Linked DNA regions of Homo sapiens: region 2 is linked to region 1. The links are chromatin contacts, found by Hi-C or POLR2A ChIA-PET in ENCODE. All regions are on one chromosome and are shown on one strand. The core of a region is the stretch at or near the end of the contact, and the rest is flanking DNA. Distances in the headings are between cores, read along the strand shown. Region 1 holds the start of COMMD4 (COMM domain containing 4). Region 2 holds the start of FBXO22 (F-box protein 22).

The links. A loop is a pair of places that touch in the nucleus more often than their neighbours do. ChIA-PET counts read pairs that join two places held with the same protein, here RNA polymerase II (POLR2A). Pooled maps may share reads with other maps.
Region 2: a pooled map shows a loop between it and region 1 (4-fold over the local background). The contact joins the promoter of FBXO22 here to the promoter of COMMD4 in region 1. A Hi-C loop is called at or near these places in 4 of 50 pooled maps. POLR2A ChIA-PET finds 5 or more read pairs at or near these places in 2 of 52 experiments (A673 and activated CD4-positive, alpha-beta T cell).

The regions. Positions count from the first base shown.
Region 1 is chr15:75,331,415-75,339,350 of GRCh38, reverse strand. COMMD4 (COMM domain containing 4) reads right to left here and starts at 3,288. Exons shown (of 8, transcript NM_017828.5): 1 at 3,259-3,288; 2 at 1,218-1,289; 3 at 931-996; 4 at 666-705; 5 at 247-366; 6 at 7-87. The coding sequence starts at 3,261. RefSeq lists enhancers at 2,895-3,064, 3,405-3,454.
Region 2 is chr15:75,900,683-75,908,618 of GRCh38, reverse strand. It overlaps FBXO22 (F-box protein 22), which reads right to left and starts at 4,741. Exons shown (of 7, transcript NM_147188.3): 1 at 4,516-4,741; 2 at 3,990-4,128. The coding sequence starts at 4,655. It overlaps UBE2Q2 (ubiquitin conjugating enzyme E2 Q2), which reads right to left. Exons shown (of 13, transcript NM_173469.4): 13 at 7,541-7,936. RefSeq lists a silencer at 4,350-4,419 and enhancers at 4,470-4,519, 4,540-4,639, 4,256-4,913, 5,000-5,089, 4,914-5,573.

The DNA.
Region 1 (7,936 bases), core at 2,039-4,538:
ACTTACTGCGTAGGCTGCAGACCCGCAAGTGCTTCTGCAAGGGGCTTTGCTTCTCCTCATAACAGCGGCACAGGCTGGCCGCGTGCTCTGGGGGTAGAATGGAGTAGCTCTGGAGGTAGCATGTCGGGGCCTGGCTTGGGCTCCTGGCCCAGACAGGGCAGGTACACCTCAGGGTCACAGGGCCTGTCCCCTTCTCTAGCAGCCCTTGGCCCACAGGCTGCCCAGCTGCCCACCCACAACCCGTACCTTTGGGCAGCCCCAGCTGCTGCAGTTCACTGGACAAGGATTCGCCATCGACACTGTGCTTGGCCGCACTGGAGAGGATGAAACTCAGCACTGCCACTGTGGCCTTCACATCGCCTGACTCTGAGGGACCCGTGGGTGGGGCAGGGGGTGTCACTGTGGGTCCAGCCACCTCCCTGTTGCCCTATTAACTTTAGCTCAAAGCCCCCAGGCCTCCTGGAGCCACAGGCACTGCTACTGCTCCACCAGGAGCTGGCAGAGGACAGGAAGGTGGGACTGTCGGTCTTTCTTTCCCTCATGCTCCTCCACTAGGGAAGGTAAGTTAAGGATGCTGCTGGGAGGGGTGGGGGGCCCCTCTGTACCAGGCACCAGGCCAAGTTCCCAGGGTTGCCTGGGGCCTATAGACTCAGCGGGATACTCACCAAACTTGGCGTCAGCCGTGAGCTTCAGGATCTTCTCATACTATGGGGAAAGGAGACCTTCAGGGGGTGCCAGGCCCCTGCTCACCAGCCCCTCACCCCCAGCCTGGATCCTGCGATAAGGAACAGACAGGCTGGAAAGAAGGAAGGGAGGTGCCCAGAGAGGTTGAGAGGCTGGCTCACCCGTCTCCCTGGGCCTAGTGCAGAGTTTCAGGGCAGTGGTGGTCATAAGGTCATGGGACAATGGGGTGCTGGATCTTGTACTCACATCAATCCCCTGTCCCAGCAGCTCCTTTAGTACCTGGCTGCAGAGCAGCCGCAACTTCACAGAGGACTGGAAGGGAAGTCCTTACATCAGCCAGGCTGGCAAACCTCACCCCTCCTTCCTGGGGACTGGCTCAGAGCAGGCCAGCCACTGATCAAGGTCACAAAGCATGGTAGCACAGGCTGAGAGCACTGAGGCCCTAGCCCCAGAGAAACCTCACCATCCTCTACACCCACAATCCCCACCCCCAACACCCCTCCTCCACCCAGACTAGACCCTGTGCACTCAACCATCTTGGCCAGCGTGCTGATTTCTGCCAGGACCCAGTCGGGACAGTCCAGATCACCACAGAACCGGAACCTCTGCAAGGGAGGGAGGCAGGTAATCAGGCTGGAGGGAGGCCTGAGGTGTGGCCAGGATCCGTGTGTCTCCCACACTGCTGCCCACCAGGGACCCCTGGTCCCCGACATAGATGGATACCCTCTGGCCTCTTGTTCTCCCCTATCACCAGGCTGTTGAGTAAACTCTCTCCCTGACCCACCCTGCCACCAAACCCTGCTCTGAGGTCTACTCCAGGCATTCATCTGCTCAGCAAACATCAATTAAGCACCTTCTCTGTGCTAGCTCCCACTCTAAGTGCTGGGGGTACAGCATGGGATAAAACAAAGTCCTGGGCCTCACAGAGACGAGTGAACTCTCTCCCCTCTTCCCCATACCCACACAACTCCAGCCACTCCAGCTTCCCTGCTGCTGCTGGGGCACACCAGCCTTGCTCCCGCCTCCATGCCTGCTGCACTCTCTGTGTGGCTTGCTATCCTTTTTTTTTTTTTTTTGAGACAGTTTCACTCTTGTTCCCCAGGCTGGAGTGCAATGGCGCGACCTCGGCTCACTGCAACCTCCGCTTCCCAGGTTCAAGTGATTCTCCTGCCTCAGCCTCCCAAGTAGCTGGGATTACAGGCATGTGCCACCACACTCGGCTAATTTTGTATTTTTAGTAGAGACAGAGTTTCACTATGTTAGCCAGGCTGGTCTTGAACTCCTGACCTCAAGTGATCCGTCCCCCTCAGCCTCCCAAAGTGCTGGGATTACAGGCGTGAGCCACGGCGCCTGGCCAGTGGCTTGCTATCCTTTAAGTGACACATCAGACCAGCCCTTCTTTTTTTAAAAAATAAAAAAATAAGACAGAGTCTCCCTCTGTTGCCCAGGCTGGAGTGCCATGGCCATGCTGGTCTCGAACTCCTGACCTCAGGTGATCCACCCTCTTCACTCTCCCAAAGTGCTAGGATTACAGGCATGAGCCACCGCACCCAGCCAGAACAGCCTTTCTTGATTATACTTCTTAAAATAGCCCCTCACACAAGGAAATTATGGAGGCCAGTGGATACGTTCATTATCTTGATTGTGGTGATCCAAGAGCCAGGAAGATTTGTTCTCTACTTGTCCAGCCTCATCTTTCCCTAACCTGCAGATGATACTCTCCCAGCTATGGGAAATGCATCCATTCCTGGGGAGCCATACTCTCTCTAACCTGAAGTCTCTGCACATGCTGTTCCCTGTCTGAAGACACACGTCTCCCACCCTTGCCTCCCTACCCCTGGTACACAAACTGTACTTCAGCCAGCCAGCTCCTGCCATCCATCCGCCTTTAAGTTTGATGGCATCCTTAGGAAGCCCCCTTAGCACTACACACAAGGCGCAGTTAGGTCTCTGCCCCTGGAGCCTTAGCTATGACTCCAATTCAAGCCTCCGATTTCCCCTTCCCTTGGCAGCTCAAGTCCTCCCAGTGCCTAGCACACTTCATGGTATAGACCAGGCGCTTAGAACGTACGGATGGATGGATTGGATGGATGGATGGATAAGTCTCAACCCCAAAACTACTACTTTCTGGCTCTGGAAAGAGCGGAGGGGCTTCCTAACAGTGTGGAAGAGTGAGCCTGATTCTAAGCACCTTCTTGTACAAGCCCCACGGCAGGGCTGGGGAAGGGGGTATCCTTGGGAGGTCCTCTTGGGGATGGGGAAGACCTGAAAGGACTCCCAGCTCCAGACAAGCCCTAGTTCCTGCCCCGGGAGGCAGGGGCCCTTCCTTCCGCCAGGGAAGCACCGGGACTCTAAGCCGGCCGGCCTGCTCTGTCTTACCCGCCCCGTACCCCCGCCCCCGTCTCGGGAGCGGGAGAGTGGTGGACTTTTCCCTACCAGACTCACAGCCCTCACGCCCGCACACACTGTGTTTGCGGAGAGGCCAGTACAACCTCCCCCAGTTTCCGGAGCCACTTGGCGCCCCCTCATTCCCGCTCCAGCAGCCCAAGCCTCGCTTCGCCCCTAGTGCCTCACCATCGCGCCAAGAAGCCAGGGCCCGGGAATTTCTTTTTCCGGTCCCGCAGGGTCAGCTGAGTCGACGATCACGTGACTTGGACTAACTGCCTCTGGGAGGGCGGGGCCTGCTCGAGTGAGGCCGGGAGCGGACCGCAGCCCGCTGGAGGTGCAGGGGGCGAAATGCTGGCGTCTCCTCCTCCGTCTCCCAGAATCCTTCCCTGGAAAAAACTGGCGCCAACCGCCAGTTTAACTGAGGACCGAATTAAGACATTAGGAAAGACAGTGGAAGTTATTTCATTTGTTTAACTTAAGGGGGTAGGATCCCGGGAGCCAGGGTGTTTCAGGTCATTGACACGTTTTCCACTGTTAAGCGAATAGCATTATTCACAGCTGCGGGCTGTGGCAAAAGACATTTTAAAAACTATTGACGTCTACTACACATACAGAAAATTGTACCTATTATAAAGCTTAATAAGTTTTCATCAACTGTACACCTCACATAACCAGCACCCAGGTAAGGAAATAAACCAGATAACTTCTTCAAGTGCATGGGTATTTTATTTCATTTTGATGAATCATCTAGGTGCCTAGCAAAAAGGGCTGTCATAATTACTTGCTCAGGAAAACTCCCTACAGCTTCAACATCAATAGATGCTTATCTTAATTTTTGCCAGTCTGATGGGGAAGAAAAATCGGTTGCTTAGGTTGCAGTGGTAGTCTGATTACTGGTAGCTCTGAGCTAATGGGTAGTCTAGAACAACTAAGTTTCCGACATTGACTTGAAGAGGCAAAAACAAAAAGACAAAACAACAAGAAAAATACATTTGAGAATAGACTAATAACCAGAGACAAAATTGAATACAGTCGTCCTTTGGTAACCTCAGGATGTTGGTTCCAGGACCCCAGAGATACCAAAATTCACAGATACTCAAGTCCCTGATATAATATGGCATAGTATTTGCAAATAACCTGTGCACATCCTTCCGTATACTTTAAATCATCTCTAGATTACTATAATACCTAATACAACGTAAATGCTTTGTAAATAGCTGTTATAAAGTTTTTTAATTTTTTTTTTTGAGACGGAGTCTTGCTCTGTTGCCCAGGCTGGAGTGCAGTGGCGCGATCTCCACTCGCTGCCAGCTCTGCCACCCGGGTTCACGCCATTCTCCTGCCTCAGCCTCCCGAGTAGCTGGGACTACAGGCGCCCGCCACTGCACCCGACCTGTGTTTTTTTATTGTTTTACTTTTTCCAAATATTTTCGATGCACAGTTGGTTAAATCCAAGGATCCAGAACCTCAGGATACAGAGGGCTGACTGTAGTTTGAGCTCTCTCCTCAATTCCATGCCTATCCCATGCAACAGGTGCAGCTGGTTTTATTGTTGCAGGCTTTCAGGTTTTTAAAAGACAGAGCCCATGACAATTAAACTGCACTATAAAATAGAAATGTAAAGTGTCCCCAATTCATGGTAAAATTGAGCTCATTTCTGAAGAGTTCTTTTACAAATCATAACCACTAGCCTGTTGAAAACAACAGTACGTTAAGTTACTAGACTATCCTAAACCATGTCAAAAAAATTTTTTAAGAATGTTAAGACCTTTAATCATAGCACTTTGGTAGGCCAAGGCCGGTGGATCGCTTGAGCCCAGGAGTTCTAGACCAGCTTGTGCAACATAGGGAGACCCCAGTCTCTACAAAAAATTACCCGCTTGTCCTGGTGCACACGTGTTGTCCCAGCTACCTAAGAGGCTGAGGTCAGAGGATCTCTTGAGCCTGGGAGGTGGAGGCTGCAGTGAACCATGATGGCACCACTGTACTCCATCCATCCTGAGCAACAGAAGGAGACCATCTCAGAAAAATAAAATAAAATAAAAATAAATAAATAAATAAATAAATAAATAAATAAAGGCTGGGCACGGTGGCTCATGCCTGTAATCCTAGCACTTTGGGAGGCCGAGGCAGGCAGATCACCTGAGGTCAGGAGTTCGAGAGCGGTGGCCTGGCTAACATGGCAAAACCTGTCTCTACTGAAAAAAAACAAAAAAAATTAGCAGGGTGTGGTAGTGGGTGCCTGTAATCCCAGCCAGTCAGGAGGCTGAGGCATGAGAATCGCTTGAACGCGGGAGGTGGAGGCTGCAGTGAGCCGAGATTGCACCGCTGCATTTCAGTCAGCTTGGGCAACAGTGTGAGACTCCGTCTCAAAAAAAAAAAAAAAAAAAAGATGATTTGACTATTTAGAGCCGTGGTTCTCACACATTAGAGTGCATCATCATCACCTGCAGGGCTTGTGAAACCGGCTGCTGGGCCTCACACCAGAGTTTCTAACTCAATAGGACTGAGGTGGGGCCTGAGCATTGCGTGTCTATATTCCCAGGTGACATTTGAGACCATGCTTTGAAAACCACTAGTGTAGGGAAATATACTACAGAATATGTTATGAATATTCTTGAGAATATGTATATATGTTAACTTAGGGTTTCTGTCCAGTGGAAAAGATAACACCCAAAGATGGCAGTTTTATTTCCCAATATGATTTTCTTTTTTTTTTTTGAAATGGAGTCTCGCTCTGTCACCCAGGCTGGAGTGCAGTGGCGCCATCTTGGCTCACTGCAACCTCCACCTCCTGGGTTCACGCCATTCTCCTGCCTTAGCCTCCCGAGCAGCTGGGACCACAGGCGCCCGCCACCACGCCGGGCTAATTTTTTTATATTTTTAGTAGAGACGGGGTTTCACCGTGTTGGCCAGGATGGTCTCAATCTCCTGACCTCGTGATCCGCCCGCCTCGGCCTCCCAAAGTGCTGGGATTACAGGCGTGAGCCACTGCGCTCGGCCCCCCTTTTTTTTTTGAGACGGAATTTAATTCTGCCGCCCAGGCTGGAGTGCAGTGGCACAATCTCAGCTCACTACAACCTCCGCCTCCAGGGTTCAAGCGATTCTCTTGCCTCAGCCTCCTGAGTAGCTGGGACTACAGGTGACCACCACTGCACCTGGCTAATTTTGTATTTTTAGTAGAGACAGGGTTTCAACATGTTGGCCAGGCTGGTCTTGAACTCCTGACCTCAGGTCATCCGCCTGCCTTGACCTCCCAAAGTGCTGGGATTACAGGTGTGAGCCACCATGCCTGACCTCCCTATAGGATATTAACAAGTTTTGTCTCTATCTCAGAATACATTTCAGAATGCCCTTCCTGGAGCATTACAGACACTGTCTCTCAAAAAGCTCCTTGAACTTGCTTCACCATGTTGCTAACTCCCTTGTGAATTAAAGAAAATATCTTATACATATTCCTTCATTATTTGTATGAAAGTCATGCTTTTAACATTGTAAAAATTATTCTTCAGGCTGGGTGCGGTGGCTCATGCCTGTAATCTCAGCACTTCGGAAGGCCAAAGTGGCGGGATCACGTGAGGCCAGAAGTTTGACACCAGCCTGGCCAACATGGTGAAACTCCGTCTCTACTAAAAAAAAAAATCAAAATTAGCTAGGGGGTGCACACACCTGTAGTTCCAGCTACTTAGGAAGCTGAGGCACAAGAATTGCTTGAACCTAGGAGATGGAGGTTGCAGTTAGCTGAGGTCGTGCCACTGCACTCCAGCCAGAGCCAGACCGAGACTCTATCTCAAAGAAAAAAAAAGAAAGAAAATTATACTTCGATACAGTATGCTAATATAAAGGATATAATCTGGTTTGGCTGTGTGTCCCCATCCAGATCTCACCTTGAATTGCAATAATCCCCACGTGTCAAGGGTGGGACCAGGTGGAGATAATTGAATCATGGGGGCGGTTTCTCCCATGCTGTTCTCGTGATGGTGAATGAGTTATCACGAGATCTGATGGTTTTATAACAGGCTTTCTCCTTTGATTCGCTCTCCTTCTCTCCTGCTGCCCTGGGAAGAGGTATCTTCTGCCATAATTGTAAGTTTCCTGAGGCCTCCCCAGCCATGCAGAACTGTGAGTCAACTTAAACATCTTTTCTTTATAAACTACTCAGTCTTGGGTATTTCTTCATAGCGGAGTGAGAATGGACTAATACAGTGTACTAATAACAGCCCAGACAGTAGTATACAGGTACTACTATACTTTGATGCTAGAGGTATTCCCATTAAGGTCAGGAGCAGTATGCGCTATCATTACCATGATCTAACATTGTTCCAGAGGGTTTTAGGTCAGCAGTTCTCAACTGGAGGTGATTTTGCCGCCCTGGGGATATTTGACAGTATCTGAAATCACTTTGGCTGTCACACTGAGGAGTGCTGCTGGCATGTGGCAGGCGGAGGCTGGGGATGCTGCTAAACATCCTGCGAGGCGCAAACAGCTCCAGAACAGAGAACTGTCCAGCCCTAAACATCAACAGTGCTGCTGTGGAGAAAGCCTGGTCTAGACAAATAAAACATGGGAAATCCATTAACATACATGTGGGTGGATAATCAACTGGCATTTGCCAATGGCAGTCTAGCTAGGAGGTCCAAAAGGAGCACCTGAAGGACAGTTAGATTTTGCAGGGGCTGCATGGTGGCTCATGCCTGCAACCCCAGTGCATTGTGAGGTCGCATTGGGAATATCTCTTGAGGCCAGGCGTTCAAGACCAGCCTGGGCAACATAGTGAGACCGCATCTCTACTAAAAATTAAAACATCAGCCAGATATGGTGCTGCGCTCTGATAGTCCCAGCTGCTGAAGTGGGAGTATCGCTT
Region 2 (7,936 bases), core at 3,492-5,991, 570 kb before region 1:
CTGTGATGCCTGGTATAGTGAGTAAAGGAGACAGAAAAAGAGATTTACGGGCAAGGCACAGTGGCTCACGCCTGTAATATCAGCACTTTGGGAGGCCACGGTGGGTGGATTGCCTGAGGCCAGGGTGAGACCAGCCTGTCCAACATGGTGAAACCCCATCTCTACTAAAAATACAAAAAGTAACCGGGTATGGCTGCATGCGCCTGTAGTCCCAACTACTCAGGAGGCTGAGGCAGGACAATCACTTGAACTAGGAAGGTGGAGGTTGCACTGAGCCAAGATCGGGCCACTGCAATCCAGCCTGGGCGACAGGCGAGACTCTGTCTCAAAAAAAAAAAAAACCAAACAAAACAAAAAACAGATTTAGGTCTTAGTGGCAACTCTGCCACAAACCAGCAGAATAACCCTCAGCAAGCTTTTAGGCCTCAGGTTTCTTACTCCTGAACAAGTATTAAAAGTCTGGTCCTGAGAGTTTATGAGGCATCCACTGAAAAGCAACTGCTGAATTTTCCTTCCTAATTCACACTAGAAGTAGTGACATAACAAGCCTCAATATGAAATGTTCTCAAAGCACAGTTAAGACAGCTGACACCACATTCCACTGTTCAAAGAAGTTACAAATGGCAAGCTGTTTTATAAAGCTTTTGGTGGACTTTAAAAAAATTTTTTTTTTTTGAGACACAGTCTCACTCTTTATCACCCAGGCTGGAGTGAAGTGGTGCAATCTCAGCTCAAGCAAACTCCATCTCCCTGGTTCAAGCGATTCTGGTACCTCAGCTACCCAAGTAGCTGCGATTATAGGTTTGCACTAACATGCCCAGCCAACTTTTGTACTTTAATATTTTTATTTATATATTTGATATTTTTAAATATTTATATTTTTTTAGTGGAGACGGGGTTTCACCATGTTGGCCAGGCTGTTCTCTAACTCCTGACCTCAAGTGATTTGCCTGCCTCGGCTTTCCAAAGTGCTGGGATTATAGGCATGAGCCACCATGCCTGGCGGACTTTAAAATATTTCTAATAGAAAAGTTAAATCAACTTTCTTTATGGCTATAAAAGTACCCATGTCCACTAGATAACTTGGAAAACACAAATAAACAGCACGTATGATTTGGATAGAGTTTTCATGTTTTTGTCTCACCAGCAGTTTACTACAATGGAGGAACTCCTCTAAGGGCATTACTATAACTATGTGAACTTTAATAATGATACTAATAAAAGAATATTTAATAGACATCTATTGAGAACTTATGCTCCTGGTATTGTAAGTAATGTTTATATGCATTACCTTTTCATTATTTAATCCTCACAACAACTCTATAAGGGCATAGGAAAATTATTATTTTTCTTTTTATTTTATGGAGATAGCACCTGAGGCTCAGAGAGGTTGAGTAGCTTTTTCAAAGTCACACCGCTGGTATATGCCAAAGCTATGGTTCACAACTAAGTCTGTCTGGCTATTAACAGCCACTACAATGTATAAACTCTTAAAGCTATAGAAAAATCATGCCTGCTGTGGTAAAAATTTGAAAACTTTTTAAAAACCATAGAAAACTTTTTAAAAACAGTAAATGGAAAAAAAAGCTAACATTTTGGCTTTCTTTTCTACTCTCCCTTTTTTGTCTTTAATAATTCAGATGATACTAAATATATAATTTCATAATCTGTTTTCACTTTTAAAATCAACATTTTCTCTTGTCATTAATGCATTTGCAGTCTATAATTTAATAGCTTTATTTATTAGATTAACATTAGGTTTTTAGTATCCCTTATTATAAACGATGCTCCAGAGAACACTTTCGAGGAAATCTGCTTGCATTTTGAATTTTTCCAAATGATAAACTTCTGGGAAAATGGGAAGAGTTGAGACAAAGTGCCAGAGAAGAAAAGTTTTCTACAAGCCTGCCTTTGGATACTGGCCAGCTCCCTGGAATGAGAGTTCCAGAGCCCAAACAAGGTAAGGAGAAAGACCACCCAAGGAAGGGGGAAACAGAAGATTGGTTACATATGGGGCATTGATGTAATATCTAAATACATTAAGAATGATGAGAACCAGGTTTCCCTTTGCCCAAAAGGGAGGTACAAATATGAGCAGAGACAAAACTAGAAAGCATCCTGCGTTTGATTCGAAAAGGATGCACCTGTGTGAACTCATGAGCCTCCACATATATATAGAAATATAATTGTAAATGTGTGTATATGTATATACTAATGTATATACATACACATGCATGTATATACATACTTATATTCCTTGGCTCTAATGACTGGGCTTTGGAGCAGCAAATCCCTCAATGGCAAGGAGTACACTTAGAGAGTCTAGACCTTGATTTCTAAATACCACACTCCATCAAAAGGAGCCAGGGCTTAATGGCCAATTCCAGGACCAAGGCAGGTAAAACCCAAGACAAGCTTAGAACATCTTGTGCCAGAAAACAAGAAAAGTGCTCAAAGATAATGGAGTCATCTCTAAAAAGACACTGAAGCCAGCCTGAAGGAGCTCCTACTAGCCAAACTAGGGGGTGAGAGGGGTAATTTGAGCACCAAAATACAGTAACAGATTATATCCCACTGAATTAAATAAGACTCCGAGAGTGTACAGATATAAATAAATAAATGAATTGAAACACGATATTTACATAGTTTCAAATGATCTCTTCACAAAACAATCATTACAGTAGAAGAGTGATTTTAGTGAAGACACTTGGCAAGCATCGCCTTAATTGAGTAATCAAAGGTAATACCACCAATAACAAGACGAATGGAAATCACATGCCACCTAAAGTATGCCGTGAAAAAAGCACAGCATCACTTCTGTGATTATTTCCTGCCAAAGACACAATTGATGGATGTTCTACAAAATAGCCTGTGATTTTCCTAAGTGTCAAGATTGGGAAAAATCAAGCAAAGCTTGAGAAACTGTTCCAGATCAAAGGAGATTAAAGAAACAGGACTTACTCAGAGCAAATTGCAATTGGGAACAGATCTTTTTGCCATGAAGAACCTTACTGGGACAACTGGCAAAATCTGAACCGAGTCTGAGGATAAAATGGTAGAAATGTATCAGTGATAATTTCCTGATTGTGACGGCTGCACCGTAGTTATGTCTGTCTGTAAGCCGTACTAAAGTAAACAGAGTGACAGAGCAGCAGGTTGGCACTTTACTGTCAAATGGTTCCCTTCCACTCCCCAGAGATGGTACACCCTGCAGCCCCTCTGACTCCACAGTTCGAGTCTTCATCTCTCCTGGTGTTGGCTCCCCTTTTGAAGTTGGGGGCCAGAGAAGCAAAAGAGTACAGGATCAGAAGTTGAAATATTTGGCTTTAAGTTTTGGTTCTTGGCTTTCTAGGTGTGCTCACTGAGCAAGACACACCCAGTTGTCTTCCCGGTAAAACAGACAACAAAAAGTTGCTTCAAGGGAAGCAGGTGAAGGGAAGGTTCTGCACAGCGTTGTTGTTAATAGTGAAAATGTGGATACTTAAAAGGCCCAACATGCCGGGCGCGGTGGCTCACGCCTGTAATCCCAGCACTTTGGGAGGCCGAGGCGGGCGGATCACGAGGTCAGGAGATCGAGACCATTCTGGCTAACACGGTGAAACCCCATCTCTACTAAAAATACAAAAAATTAGCTGGGCATGGTGGCGGGCGCCTGTAGTCCCAGCTACTCGGGAGGCTGAGGCAGGAGAATGGCGTGAACCCGGGAGGCGGAGCTTGCGGTGAGCCGAGATCGCGCCACTGCACTCCAGCCTGGGCCACAGAGCGAGACTACGTCTCAAAAAAAAAAAAAAAGGCCCAACATTTGATGAACGGTCAAATAAATCATGACACATCCTTACCGTGTAGTCACTAAAACTGATGTTTACAAAATCTTTTCACGGAACGAGATGTTCCTTTAATTAACAAAACTGGGATTTAAAAAAAAATAGTTCTCAAAGACTGAACCACCAACCTGCAAATGACTGTGCATGACACCCCTTGCTACTTGCCTCAAGCTCCTCTGCTACCACGCGAACCAAGCAATGCCCCTCCAGGTGGCCGGCCTCCGCCAGGCCTGCGGAGATCCAGGTTACGCTCCGATGGGTCCGCAATACTCTGCGCACACACTCCCTCCATAAGCGGCACACGCTGAGGACGCAAACGCACAAAGGATTGCGAACGGACGTTCATTTTCGTCTCTCCCACAGCTCACAAACCCCCACCCGCTGGCGCAGCAGCAGGAGATCCCTGCGGGATCCAAAGTCCCCGGGGTAGGTAGGTGTCAGTCAGGGCGCTAGTTCGGAAGAAGAGCCAGATATGGAGAAAACCTTAAGGGGAACTTCGCCCCTCAGGGAAGTCCCCCCGGGGCACCACGGCTGGGAGATACCTCGCGGGTAGGGGGTCACCTCAGGTAGGGCGAGCGAGCCGGGGACGGCCCTGGTGGGTCCCAAGGGTCTCTCCCCCCACCCCGCCAGCCTGGGACATGCCCACGGCGTGTCCCCAGGCAAGCTTCCCGCCTCCGCCTCCTCTCCTCACCAGGCCACCCGCAGCAACGCCTTGGCGGGCAGGAAGGTGAGCACACGCTCCACCACCTCCGCCAGGTTACTCAACACGAAGGTGCTCCGCGGGTCTACGGAGGAGCCGCGGCACTCGCCGCAGCAGCCTACCGGCTCCATTCCTCACCAGCCCGCCGGAACCAGTCCTACGGCGGCTCGGAGGAACCCGATTACGCCAGCATAGGGTTGCCCGGCCGGCGCGCACTGAGCAGGCGTCCGCGCCACTTCCGGCTGGACGGGGAAGGTGGGCGTGGCAACGCCGGTGCGTTCCCTCGTCTGGAGCCCGTACTCCGAGGTGTACTCCGTTCCGTAATACGCTCGGAACTGTTTTCTTCATTTTTGAGATTGGGTCTAATGCTGTGGCCAGGCGGGAGTGGAGTGGCGCGGCCTCTGCTCACTGCAGCTTCTACCTCCCAGGCTCAAGCGATCCTCCCGCCTCAGCCTCCCTCGTAGCTTTAACTACAAGCTCCCGCCACCACGCCCAGCTAATTTTTGTATTTTTTGTAGAGACGGGTTTCCAGGCTGGTCTGAAACTCCAGGGCTCAAGCGATACTCCCGCCTGGGCCTCCCAAGGTGCTGGAATTACAGACATAAGCCACCGCTCCTGGCAACTTTCTAGGAGGCCTCCTGCAGTGAAAATAAATTCTTCTTCTGTGCCTGTGCCTCTCACTGCCCTGGCACCGCCATATTTCTGAGTTTACATCTTTCTCTAATTCACAAATTCCTTGCAGGGACTAGGTAGTACTTATTGCTCTTCGTAGTCCCAATGCCTGTTTAAATAGCATAAGCTCGATTTATAAACGGACGTTTGCTTTTAAAAAATTGTCTTAGTGTGTGAAAATCACTGCCTTTATTCCTTGTAAACTTAGTTAACTCGTTGTAATCTTCAGGTTTAAAGTTTCGAATGAGTAAAATGGCATAAATAGCACCTGCCATTCTAAGGTAGCTGAGTGAGATGATTGCTGTGAAGCACGCCCCAAGCTGTGCACCAGTTCCCCGCCAGGGACATCAGATTCACCTGGAAACTACTAAGTTTTAGCACATTCCCGGTCCTTATCCCAGACCTCCTGAATCAGACACTGGGGGTGAGGCCCAGCAATCTGTTTTAACACACTTTATGACGATTCTGATGCATGCTCAAACTGAGAACCACCAAGAAATGGAAGCACAGCAGACACAGGTTTGTCCCCACCTAACATCCATTCCTCCCGCCAATTCCTTCCTAAGGGAGCCCTGATTTGATCGCCAGATCTTGGGCAGAAACTTGGTCTAAATTAGCAGTTCTCATTATGGCCTCAGGACCCTTTACACCCTAAAATATTGACACGACCAATAGTTTATGTGTGTTATGACTATCAATATTTACCATATTAAAAATTAAATCAGAACATCTTAATGCTTAACTCTTTTTAAAAAACCGATGTTATACATTAACGAAATATTTTTATGGAAAACAATTATTTCCCAAATCCTCCTTCCCCCACTGGTGGATAGTATGACATTGTCAGTGGCATAAGCCTCCTGAGTAGCTGTGGTTTTTTTCTTTTTTTTGGTAGACCCAGGGTCTATGTTGCCCAGGCTGGTCTCAAACTCCTGGCCTCAAGACATCCCTCTGCCTCCGCCTCCCAAAGCGTTGAGATTACAGGTATGAGCCACCAAGCCCAGCCAGTTTTTTCCCATAGTCTATTTATAGGCGCAGCTGCTTAAGGAAGCCAGATGGCCCAGATGTCACCAGAGCTTCCTGACCCCTTGCGGAATACCAGAGGAAGATAAACAGGCGCCCTCCAGTTACCTTTAGATAATTAACATAATGCTAAAATCCTCTCCCTAAAGAAAGCTCACTGGCATCTTACGAACATGGATGTATGAAGCAGCATGTTCAGGGACTATGCCTGCTTGTCTGGAACTCCAGTCTGTGCATGCCGTTCATACCTCCCCCGCCCCTCAGCTAACTCTTTAAACTCCCCAGCCTCCCATCCCTCTGGGAGAAGGTGCCTTTAGAGTATGAGCTCCCCTTCTCCATTCTCTGGCTACTGAATGAAACCTGACTGCCTTTCAAAGTGGGCGTTCTTTCTTTGTGGCTGATATAAAGTAGGGAAAGAGGACAGTTTACCAGTGACGGCATCACTACATTTTTGCAAATATTTAATTTGTCTTAATAGAAGACAAATAGATTCTCATATTTGCTTCTGAATTCAATCTGTTGCAAAATCACATCATGTAGCCTCTGGAAAATTCCATTGTACACATGGAAGAATGAGTGAAAATGGCAAATGTTTTAATATTATGAAAATAGTCTTTTAAAACCTCTTGAAATGGTCTCAGGGGTCTCCAGTGTTCCCCAAATAAGGCTTTGAGAACCATTTGTGCAAACTAATCACGATGGTTTCATTCTTTTCACCACCATTGGTTTAGGGGTGGGCACAGGTCCCTGATGTAGCCAAGGAAAGGCAAGAGGCAGTGTGCTTGATGGGATGGTGCTTTTAGAGATTTCCTCACCTCCTAAGGAGACACTAGAAGACAGGGCCATTTATCTACCTCTGGATCAAGTAAGGGGGCTGCACATAACATGCAACCAAAAGATGAAACCAACATAGAAAAATCTCAAGGAAGCAGAGCAAAGCCCAGATGTACAGTACCTGGAGTTGTCCTACCTCTGGACTTCTTGTATGTGAAATAATCTGTCAATTGTGTGCAAGGAGGCCATGGGTATGCTAAGGAAGGAGCAGATTATTTTCACTGGGGGAACTAAGGATAGCCATAAGGAAAAAGTAGCACTTGAATTTATAATGAGAATGGAAGAGGAAAAAGGCGGAGGAAAAGGTGACTATTGTACAGACTATTTCCAGGTTCTTTCACACTTTCACTTTCTCTTGTTAAATCTGCCTGTCTTCCAAGCCTCCCCTCACCACTTCCCTCCTTAAATATCTTATTCCAGAAACTCAATAAAGCCTACAAACACATCAAGCAGAGTTTTCTTATGAGGGAAAAATGAGAAAGTAATCTTTTTTTTGCTTGCCATGATCAGCACAAACAAAATTTTTAAATGGTTCTTTATTCATAAACTTGATGCAAGTTTACAAAATTTACTGTACATTGCCAAATAAATCTGCAATTAAAAATAAAATCCATTAAACAAAGCATGCCAAATGTGCAGCTATCAGTCTGCTTGCCATCAGGATATTAAAGAATTCAACAATGTATTCAAGATTTAGCCTTAGGCTTAAGGAACTTTACTGATTTAAAGAATTCTGCCTTGTCACTTGTTATCTGAGCAACTGGCAATCAGAACTTTATACAAATGTAATCAAGTGAACAAGAATACCAGAAAATCTATTTACTGCTCTCTTAACCAAAATGGAATCAAAAGAAATTAAACACACACAATGTAGAAATGACAA